Regions from separate parts of the Homo sapiens genome. Here region 2 is linked to region 1. The links are chromatin contacts, found by Hi-C or POLR2A ChIA-PET in ENCODE. All regions are on one chromosome and are shown on one strand. The core of a region is the stretch at or near the end of the contact, and the rest is flanking DNA. Distances in the headings are between cores, read along the strand shown.

Region 1 (5,733 bases), core at 1,058-3,557:
CACCAAGTATGGCAACAGGGTACAATTCCACTGTGCCCCTTCACACGGACAAAGATGTGAATAGTGTCCTTTGGAGCTGTTCAACAGGTAGTCCTGTCTATAGGATGGTTCCATGAACATCAGCCTAGAATTTACTAGAAAGGTTATGAGCCTGTCTCTTATTCCTTCATTCTGTATAAGGATTCACAAAAGAGAACTCCCTCAGGCTTCAATGCCTGGAGCAATGTGCTTTTCCAGATTAGTTGTTATACCTCCAGGGCACAATGTAACATCTGTTTGACATTTTTGTATAGTTTTTTTTTTTGGAAATTCAGAGAAAGTTCTATATAGACTTTCAATAATTACAAAATTACATGGCATACATTTGTTATATTATTATTCCCTTTAATTATTCCTTTATCTCGATAAACTCATTTTCATCTTTTAAAAAAGTTAAAAAATTATTTAGCCTTCTCATATTCTTTTGGAATAAGTTAAAAATAAAATAATGCATAAAAGTAAGGTGTTCATTAATTTTTAACTTAAAGCAGTATGTATTTTTTTATATTACAGAAGCAACACATAATTATTATAGAGATATTAGATAACACTGATTATCTAAAGAGCATCAAAAGAGAAAATAGATGATCAAAGATCATCAAAAAGAAGAAAGTAGAAAATACATATAATTCCAAACCCAGGTATTTACTATTTGGTAGCTTGTTTTTTCAACACATCAATAGAGAAAATGCATTTTCCATGTTCTTTTGATGTGTACATAGTATATCTGTTGATTAATTTTTGAGTAGTATATTGTATTCTATTGCATGTATATACCTAAGTATAATTAATTGTCTATTAATTTGGGGCTTTCAAAATGTTTCATAATGTTCACTGTTATATACAGTATTACAATGAACATCTTCGAAGCTAAATCTTTAAAAATATTCTCAATAGTTTCATTTTAATAAGCTAGATTAATTTTAAAAGTATTAAAATAATTATAGATCTGATACCAATGAAGATCAACTCAATCAAGTCAGTCTCTCTCTCTCCCGCCCCTGCTTTTTTTTTTTTTTTTTTTTTTTTTTTGAGATAGATTCTCACTCTATTATCCAGGTTGGAGTGCAATGGCACAATCTCAGCTCACTGAAACCTCTGCCTCCCGGCTTCCAGCGATTCTCATGCCTCAGCCTCCCGAGTAGCTGGTACTACAGATGCCTGTCAACATGCCCCCCTAATTTTTTTTTTTTTAGGAGAGACAGGGTTTTGCCATGTTGGCCAGGCTGGTCTGGAACTCCCAGCCTCATGTGATCCGCCCAAAGTGCTGGAATTACAGGTGTGAGCCACCACACCCAGCCAATGTCTCTACATCCATCTCTTTGATTTTACTCTTGACCAGTATTTCTCAAACGTCCTTTTACTTGAAGAAAAAAAATTTATGACTTCAATCCTTCTAAGTCACTTTTTGAATCACACAGCTTCTTATATATTTACAAATATAAAAGCAGGAATGAATCCATATGCTACAGATATTGGTGAGTTGCAGTTGTGGTCTCTGAAAGGTGGTATCCATGTAGTCACATTTTTCAAAATAAATAAAAGATCTGCTGAGTTTGATGAGGTTTAAAAAGGTATGAGTCCTATCCAGGACTATGATTTAGTCCTCACACATAGTCTACTAGCCCTTATAACCTTTTAAAAAATGTATGATTAATAAAACATTTTTCATTGACTTATTCCTGGAGCTTTGCTTCCATTGAGACCACCTGGGGCTTGGAGCACCCAGATTCTCTAGTGAGCTGATCTGAATGCTATGCCTTCAAATTGCCTACCTGAAGCCTCCACCCCTTCCTCAACTAAAGGATGAAAATCGAAGCCAGAAGTTCAAAATACACCTCTGATTTTGAAGAGGCTGTTGGGATTCTTAAATAACAACAAAAAGTAGTTTGGTGCTCTTCTCTGCACATGCTACAGTAAGCCTTTAGGGGAATGTTCTGAGAGTGATTACTGTCGTGGTAAGCAATGGTTTTTGTAGGTGCTGGTTTGTGGGGTGATTACTTGGGCTTAATCTCTTTCTCATGGGTAAATGTGAAGCCTCTCCAGTTCACATTTGTTATTCAGGCAGAAATCAACTGAAATTTGTCTATAAGAAGATATTGGGCTGGCCCCTGTTTTGCCTCTTAGCGCCCTTCCTTACCTATCCTACATGCAAGCTCCCCACTGGGAAAGGGCAGCTTCCTCCATGGGATCTGTCTTGTATCTTGTCTCCATATTGTTGCTGGGAAACCTCTTCTTGAAGTCAAGTGATAAAGTTGCACTTCTGTTTCCAATGGCGCCCGTCCAGCCCGAAGTGAGACTGGCTGCTTTGTGAGAGCTTCTCAACTGGGTCGCCAAGCACAGTAGTGCAGCTGGAAAGTGTTTTCTCACTGTTGTGCCCCAAGACTGCGGTTAGTTTCAAATTCCTATGAATGTGACTAAAAAATGTTTGTGTTTTAGCCACAATCACTAACAAATTACACTCAGCTATTCAACGCACAGACCAAAAGAGAGCCTGACCCCATTATCAAAACTCAAACCCAGATGGTGAGGAGTCCCAGCCTAATGAGGGCCTCTCAGTCATTTCAAACAAATTTCTTGTCAATCATGCCACATTGCATATGGGGGTCTTCTTTCAAAGACATCCAAGTTTGAGGACTCAGAGGCTTTCCACGGCTAAGCAATGCCTTCCTCCTAAAATTACTCATTTTTCAAGAGCTTTGAGAAAATCCTCTTCTCTCCTTTTCCTCCCTTCCTTCCCTAAAAAGAAAAAAAAAAATCTATCCTGTCTACACTAGACAACTTTATCAGACTCAAATATCAAAATTGGAGCAGCCAGAAAGTCTGAACTACATTCTTGGCTCACTCATCAGGGAAAGAAAAAAACAAAATGAACTCAGAAGAAAAAGAAAGACAATATCAAAAAGCTTTATTGAATAGTCTTCTGAATGTAAAATAAATTTACCAGAAACTGTAATTCCAGGATCCAATGCTCACTTTGATTGCAATAAAGAGTTAGAAAGAAAACCACACTGTTGTCTGGAACTTGACAAAGGTACAAAGAGAATCCCCTGTTTTTCCATCTTTCTAGATGAGATGCAGAATTTTGCCCTCTGCCCAAAAGGCTTTGGCCTTACAGGTCTGTCTTGACCCTGTGTTTGCTCCTGTTCCATTTGGTTCTTTCCTTACTCTCAGTGAATCAAAGCCTGACCTCTCCTTGGCTTTTTCTCCTTTCTCAATACTCCATGCACGCTTCTCTGACTATGAAGTGTCGCCCCTGATGTTCTCTCTGGCATCTCTTGCAGGCTGCCATGCTTAGTGGTAAATTCCCTCCCCTGGAGAGGCAGTCACAGCTGTGTGTCCTACGAAAGGACTGAGCTGCTTGCTGCGTGCAAAGTAGAAGAAAACCAGTGTAAATCGCAGTCCTAATTGCCCATATGGGAGATTTGCAAAGAAGGAAGTGAGTACAATGAAAGAGCAGGGCAAGTCGTAAGCAGAAGGCTGAGACCGGAGTGCTGAGGGAAAAGCAGCCACCATATCAAGAAGTTCAGAAATTGTTTCTGCTACTGCTGCTGAGGATTCAAAGAGGGTTTTAGAATAAAACAAAGTCCGCTGGTGTGAGGACTGAACTCCATTTTCTGTGTGAGTCTGAGTAAAGAGAAAGATAAACAGAACCTTTCACCGATAGGCATATTTTAGAGTTCAAGTGTGACATGATGTGTCCAAAATAGATTCCACATGATTGGAGCAGATCCAGAATCCCAGTCCCTGAATAGCAATCAGTGTTGGAAGCTAAGAGCCGGCATCCACTATCATCACATGAAACATGGAAGAAACGGCAAATCCTATACAGCTGTTAGTGAGTAAGGACAAGCCATACATGGAGCTGTATGCTATGGGCACATTTTCTTAAATTACACAGCTTATTTTAAATTGAGGGTCTATTTGACTTTTTACATGTCTTTTAATGAATACCCAGACTTTACAAAACTTTCTTTTCATGAATTTTCCTTTCAAAGAAGGAGAGTTATGCTCTTTGCAATATTCAATCCAGGCAGAACTAATGACCCAAGGGCTTCATGCTAGTTTATTTTCATAAAAAGCTCCCCTTAATTTGAAATCACATAGGGTTCCAAGAATCTCAGAAGACAGAGGCCAAAAGTCCAGGGCCCTATATGACTTCGTCATGAAGAAGGCTGAGAGATGGTGGGAAGCTTCACTTTCAGGACCAGGTAGACTGTCCTATGTGGTCTGTCACTCTCTGACAATTTTCAAATAGGAGAAGAGGGGAGGAAAAATTGAAGAAGAAAGGAGGCAGGGAGTGAGAAAAAGAAGAGGAAAGAGAAAATGAGGCACTAGAAGAGAGATGAGGTTCATGGGACTCAGACATTTTCTCTTCTATTTAAGGACAACTATTTTCCTTTAAAATAGTCACCAGAAGGCCTTCAAGATCAGTCCCTCCCATGTGGCTAATGTTTAGAACATTTAAGAAATCTTTAAAACTTTTATAATTTGAGAGGGTCAGTTGTAGGTCATTTTCCAGCACACACACACACACACACACACACACACACACACACACACAAATCTAAAGGGCTCTTGTTGCTAAATGCATGTTTGTGAGAGATTGTCAATCAATGAACGATCCCTTGTGCCATGTTTTTTGGAGCCATACTACTATCAAAGTAAGAAAAGTAGCAATAAATGAAGAATCAAGCACTTATGGAGAAATGGCTGGTACAGCCATGTGCTACAACTGTACTCATACTGGCTAGGAAGTCAGCATCTGACCTCAAACCAAAATGATAGGAATTAGACAACTGGATCTTTCCTTTTGTGTTAACTTTCCCTTCATTACTTCAGTGTCCCCATATGTATTTGAAATTCTGTGACTGCTACTTTAGCACATCATGGACTGTTTGTGTTTACAGATATTTCTCTTTGGTTATACAATTGCCCCTTAAACAACACAGGTTTGAACCATGCCAGTCCACTTATATTGTTTGTTTGTTATTTTTCAACCAAATGCTAGATGGAAAAGATACAGTATTCATGAAACCTGCCTATGTAGATGCAAGTTCCACAGGGCTGACTGTGGGACTTGAGCATGCACAGATTTCGATATACAAGGGCAGTCCTGGAAGGAATCCCCCATGTATACTGAGGGACCACTTTATTAACCTCAATTGTCCTTTAGTATCTTAAAAATAGATCAAAGCAGAGGTTGGCAGTTTAGAATGTCTACAGGTTATTACTAAAATAGAGTGAAAAATAGAGGGAAAAAATGACAAGGCTCCTTCTCTCTTCATATGATGGTATGAATGATGCAAATCTTAACAACACAAAGAAAGAGTCCTTCCAGAAAGATTTCTGATGACTTTGGAGCTTTACTTTTTTCATTATACTTTGCAGTGCCTGCAAGTACTATAAGATATTTGTTTAAAGAGAGGCTTGTGATGGCCTGCTAGAGTTTAATTACTAAGGTTACAAACAAATAAAGCTTTAGTGTATTGTAAAGCATCGATTCATGGTTTTCACAAATACCATGAAATTACATAATCAGAAAGCTTAGAGCCCAAAGCAACCTTTAAGGATCACCTGGTCTTGTCTCATAGCTTCAGAGAAATCAGGTATTATTTATGTTTGGTAGATAAAGCACCTGAACTTCAAAAAGGCATAGCGTCTTGCTCAATCTCACCCAGTTAGTTTAGGGAA
Region 2 (5,733 bases), core at 1,761-4,260, 56 kb after region 1:
TGTGACATATCCATATTAAGGACTATATTCAGCAATGAAAAGGAACAAACTGCAGGTACATGCACCAACATGCGTGAATTGTAATAGCATCATACTAAGTGAAATAAGTCAAGCATAAAGGTGATAAGAGGGCAGATCAGTAGCTGCCTGTGCATAGTAATCATCTGTGGAGGTAATCAACTGCAAGTGGACAAGAAAAAACCTTTTGAAGTAATGGAAATTACCTGATTGTGATATTGGTTACACAACTGTACACAACTGCCAACTTCATCAAAATGCACAAACTGGGACAATGTATTGTACCTAAATTATACCTCAAAAAAGTTAAGAACATACATATGAGAAATGTAATAAATCATAATATCAACAATAAAATCCCCTAATTATGAGACTATTTTGTTTTCCTCATAAGGGAAAAAATAATGAATGAGCAAGAGTCGCACCCATTCCTTCTTTCTACTAGAAATAAATGAATCAGTCTGGATGAAGTATTCATCAAAAATGATGCCATGCTATAATTGAGCATAAGAAGAGTACAAATTAAAGTTATTTATGTCTAAAATTTCCTTCCAAAGCTTCAAATGATTCAGAGGAAAAGAGAACATTGACATAATCATGTGAAATTCAATAGCTTTTTAGTCCTGGTTTCTCCATTTGGGTTATCTTTATTTTGGTGCTCTCTGAGGTCCTTTGTCAAATCCTCAGCCTCTCTCAAAAACAGTACACACTCCCTTCCCCCAAGTACTATCTAGACCTGTGGTGTAAGGGAAAGCCATCAATTGAAAGCTTCAGTATAACACTTTCACCGTTATTAAGTCATTGCTTCATTCATGTGAAAAAAAATTTAGTCAGTGCTTGAGTGTTAGGGGCAGCATGAGGAGGAATGAGGCTGTTCAGGAGTTACCTATGTAAGTACCAAGTGTAAATTAATGTGGGGGGATATAAAAGTATGCTTATATAAAATATTAAACGTATATGTCTGTCTTTGTTGAACAGTGACTATATGCCACAATTCTCTCATTTAGTGTTCCCAACAACCCTATCACCTAGGTTTATGCTTTTATCCCCATTTTACAGATGAGGAAATGGAGACACAAAAAAAGTAAGAAACTTGTCTGACCCATGCATAAACCAAACCCCCTGCTCTTTCGGCTGTGCAGCATAGACAACACAACCCTAGCAGAAATAAGGAAATGAGTAAGTGAAATGAAAGAAGAGGCATTGTTCCTGCCTTTCAGCAGCTCACAATCTTACAGTCTAACAATATAAAACAGGCCCTTGAGAGCTTCGAGAATAATGAGATGCCACACTGCGTGCATGTGTACGAGTACGTGTCTGTATGCGTAACAAGTAGGTTACTGACAGACATGTCAAAAGAGATAGATAATGAAAATACAATGGCCACAATTTGAAATTAGATATGCAAATTAAAGCCATTTCTCCCTACCTAGGAATTTTTCTGAGTTGCTGAGAAAATAGCAAAAATCGGATTGGGAATAGTTTTGCTTTATTTTCAAAATTATCTGTAATATTTCTTCTATTTATTGTAAACACCTTAATGATAGGTAGAATGCCATTTAAGCACTTTGAAGTCCCACAATGTGTTATTGAAGCTAACATGAAAATATTGCTTAAATGCTAATTGTGTTTGTGGACATGTTAAGTTTTTAAGAAACAGAAATAAGCAGGCATTTGCATTCTGATGCTTAAAAACCCCTGTTTAGGCCGGGCGCGGTGGCTCACGCCTGTAATCCCACACTTTGGGAGGCCGAGGCGGGCGGATCACGAGGTCAGGAGATCGACACCATCCTGGCTAACACGGTGAAACCCCGTCTCTACTAAAAATACAAAAAATTAGCCGGGCGTGGTAGCGGGCGCCTGTAGTCCCAGCTACTTGGGAGGCTGAGGCAGGAGAATGGCGTGAACCCGGGAGGCGGAGCTTGCAGTGAGCCGAGATCGCGCCACTGCACTCCAGCCTGGGCGACAGAGCGAGACTCCGTCTCAAAAAAAAAAAAAAACCCTGTTTAGTGTTTTAATCTAATGTTGATGTCACCTTTTCTCTAACATGTCTATTCCAACTAAATTCATATTAAATTTCAAATTCATAAGACAATGCAGAAAGCACAGGGTGTGCTTGTCACACGGGTGGCTTCAGGAAGAGCCATTTTAACCTAAAACCTGAGAGATTAGTCTAGACCCAGATAAAGAAAAAAGACAGAAGGAAAAGACAGAAACAAGGAAAGAGGGAGAAAGACAGGGAAGGAGGGAGAGCAGGAAGGAGGGAGAGAAAGGAGGAGGGAGGGAAGAAGAAAAAAAGGAAGAAAGAAAAGGAAGAAGGAGGGAAGGATTCCACTTTTCCAGACTCCTGAGGTTGGAGGAAAGGACCTTCCACCAGAAGTTTGTTCCTTATGTATCCATCGCTTCTGAACTTCATCTTGGCCATGGACTCTTAGTCAAATCATTAACCTCTTTGAGCCCTAATTTTCTCATCTGCAAATTACAGGTAATTGCAGTGATTCCAGTCTTTTCAGGCAAGACTTAACTGTGACAATATGTGTGAAAGCGATTGAAAGCCTCTAAAATATCTTACAAATATTCATCTATTGGGGGCCTGTGTGTTTAAATAGCATTGCCACTGCCAAGTTTTTGGGGAATAAGCATAGAACTTTACCCTGTGCAAAACTAAACTCCCCTGATTCCTCTCTGCAAGCAGCCCGAACGTTGGGAGATCCAGCAGGAAAGGAAAGCAACCCTCAGAATCAGGATGGAACGTGATGCCAAAGATGGGAGGAGAGTGGAAGCAGGGAGAGCTGGACTGAGAGACTGTTTAACGTTCAAAACCAGTGCCAAGCTAAATTAGAAACAGGAGTCTACATACCTGTAACTTACCTCATCGGTATATAATTTGTAACCTGAGATCCCCTCACAGAGAAGTAAAAATAGCAAGGCTCTCAAGCAGACTTCTGCTCTGCTGAGTGCAAGGGCAGGGTGAGGGAGGGCCAGCACTGGGGAAAGATAAAAGGGCCAAGGCAGAGAATGCCAATCATGTGGTCTTGGCAAGAACACCTTCTCTCCTATACCCTGGGTGATGGTATGGAGAATATAGCCAAGAGAGGTGACATCAGGAGGCTGACAAGCAAACCTTCCAGGCAGAGGAGGACCTGTTGCCCTAGAGTCACCTGTTTTTGGTTTTTGTCATAGGTCGTATGACATTTCCTCAAAGGGAAGTGTCACTGAAGTTCTGAGCCTGCCTAATCCTGCCATGATCAAGGCAAGTTAACTAGTCCAGGAAACGCCAGTACTCAGGCAGGTGCAGAACAGATGAGTCTGTTTTCAAGTTTTGTAGCTGGCTCCCAACACCCTGGAAGAGATGATTTGCTGCATAGTTGTCTCACTCTCTGTGAACACATTTTTCCCTCACTGGGTCAGTGAGCTTGGGAATCTTCAGAGAACAGTTAGCTTCCTTCCTTCAATTTAGGGTATAGTCCCTCTCAAATCAAGTCTATGCCATTTTAACATCACCAATTGTGCAAGTGATAGAGGAAAGCTTTGTCCTTCCTTAACTCCTGCTACATGGAAAAAGTGACAAAGTAGAAAGGAGAGGAAGCTTATTTTTTAATTAATCACATCAAAAAAATGGGCATGTCTCTGCATTCTTTGTAATGATTATATATTGAAAGCTATTAATATAACAAATGCAATACTGAGAATTTCTAATGTGGAATCAACACCATCTTTGTAAAGGAAACCTTACTTGTATTATTTTTAAAAAGGAAGAAGAAGAATCATCATCATCATCATCATCAGAGATGTTAGATCTCGGAATGGTCCCACAATTTCAAATTCTCTAAAAAAAAAAACCAAAACAAAGAAACCCAACCCAAGATATTAAACTAAATAATCAGTGCCCATTGGCTAGGCAAATTGCTCTCTAATGTTTCAAATATGTTTTTGTGTTAATTTGTAAAACTCTGTTCATGTAAATGGGTTTTGTTCATTCGTTTTGCAAGAATTCAAATATTCTTCCAGTTACCATTTGAAGAGAAGGTAATTTTTGTTTCAAACTGCCTCCTGTTCATAAATAGGTTCATCAGGTCTTATTTATTACGAAGAATCAAGACAGAACTGCAAGCTCTTCATGGCTTTCCTAAAAGAAAGCAACCAGGAACAACACAACAGAGTAGAAACAAAGAAGAAGTGGGGCTATCCAAACCTGGCTTTGAATCCTGGCTTTGCTCTATAAGAAATGTAACACCTGAGAGACTTAAATAACTTTTCTGAGCCTCACTCAATTGCCTTTCCTATAGTAATGGGAACAGTAGTGCCTACCATACTGGGTTATTTTAATGATTTGGTAAAATGGCATATGTCAAAGCCCCTAGAAAGAAACTGTCCAATAGAAATATCACGCAAGCCACATATGTCATTTTCTAGTAGCCACATTTTAAAAAGGCAAAAAGAAACTGGGAAAATTAATTATAACAACATATTTTCTTTAATCCAATATATTCAAAATATTATCATATCAAAACCCAATCAGTAGAAAAGCTTATGTTAATGAAATATTTTACATTCATTTTTTTTCTATGAAGTCTTCAAAAGCCAGTGTGTATTTCACACTTACAATACACCTTAATTTGGACACTAAATTTTCATAGGAAATGCTTGATCTATATTTAGATTTCTTAAGATTTTCAGTTGAAAAAACAGATTCACATACCCAGGTTGTTCCAAAAGTACTTAAAGTTTTCCAAAAACTGAACCAAGTATCAGTGTTTTAAATTTAAAATAATCAAGATTAAACAAAATTTAAAAGTCAGTTCCTCAGCCACACTAGCCCCCTTTTAAGTGCCTAATATCCACATGTATCTAGTGGCTACTGCATTGGACCTTGAAGCCCTAGAGCAATGTCTGGCACTTAGTAAGTGCCCAGTGAATGACATATTTTCTTCTGCCCACTAATATCTTATTTTAATCCAAAATTTGCTTAGCACTGAAGTTTCAACTTTGAAAGTAATGTGAATACCAACTATGACAGGCTTTCCCTAGCCTGGGAACCAAGCACTGAGGTGGCATAATTTCCATTTGCCATTCCACAAATCACCCAAAATGATCTTGTGGAACTGCAACCATCAATCCGCTCTAGTTTTTTAATGCATTTCAGTACTCCATATTGTTCATACCACACCCTCATGGTTTGTCATATCTCAGATGACAAATAATAATATGAAAGTCTCCATCGCATGCAAAATATGAAAATACCAGTGAAAGAATCAGCTTCACCACTCAAACTCTACTCCTTTGGAAATCTGTGAATTTTGGGGCTAATCAAAATATCTATGTGCCCATAGCCAGAACAATTAGGCCAGATAAATAGACAGATAAACAGCATCCAAGTAGGAAAGGGAGAAGGGAAATTGTCACTGTTTGCTGATGTCATGATATTATACATGGAAAACTCTAAAGATTCCACCAGAAAACAAAAAAAAAACTGTTAGAATTGGTAAGTAGATTCAGGAAAACTGCAGGATACAAAACCAATATACGAAAATCAGTAGCATTTCTATATACTAACAATGAGCTACCTGAAAAAGAAATTAAGAAAACAATCCCATTCAGAATGGCGTCAAGTAAAATAAAAATAAAACATCTAGAAGTAAATTTAACCAAGGAGGTGAAAGATTTGTATGCTGAAAACAGTAAAACGTTGATGAAAGAAATCAAAGAAGACAC

What was found. A loop is a pair of places that touch in the nucleus more often than their neighbours do. ChIA-PET counts read pairs that join two places held with the same protein, here RNA polymerase II (POLR2A). Pooled maps may share reads with other maps.
Region 2: a pooled map shows a loop between it and region 1 (2.1-fold over the local background). The contact joins two enhancer-like sites. A Hi-C loop is called at or near these places in 1 of 168 maps with a recorded cell type or tissue (heart left ventricle) and 1 of 50 pooled maps. POLR2A ChIA-PET finds 5 or more read pairs at or near these places in 1 of 52 experiments (A673).

What each region holds. Positions count from the first base shown.
Region 1 is chr9:13,783,989-13,789,721 of GRCh38, forward strand. No RefSeq gene overlaps it. Among named protein-coding and RNA genes, the nearest start is that of LINC00583, 140 kb to the right of the region's middle. Within about 2 kb of position 2,308, at least 7 of the 41 ENCODE cell types and tissues checked have a DNase peak (open chromatin) inside an H3K27ac peak, as active enhancers do.
Region 2 is chr9:13,839,066-13,844,798 of GRCh38, forward strand. The region is part of intron 7 of LOC101929507 (a long non-coding RNA gene); the gene reads right to left. Among named protein-coding and RNA genes, the nearest start is that of LINC00583, 86 kb to the right of the region's middle. Within about 2 kb of position 3,011, at least 2 of the 41 ENCODE cell types and tissues checked have a DNase peak (open chromatin) inside an H3K27ac peak, as active enhancers do.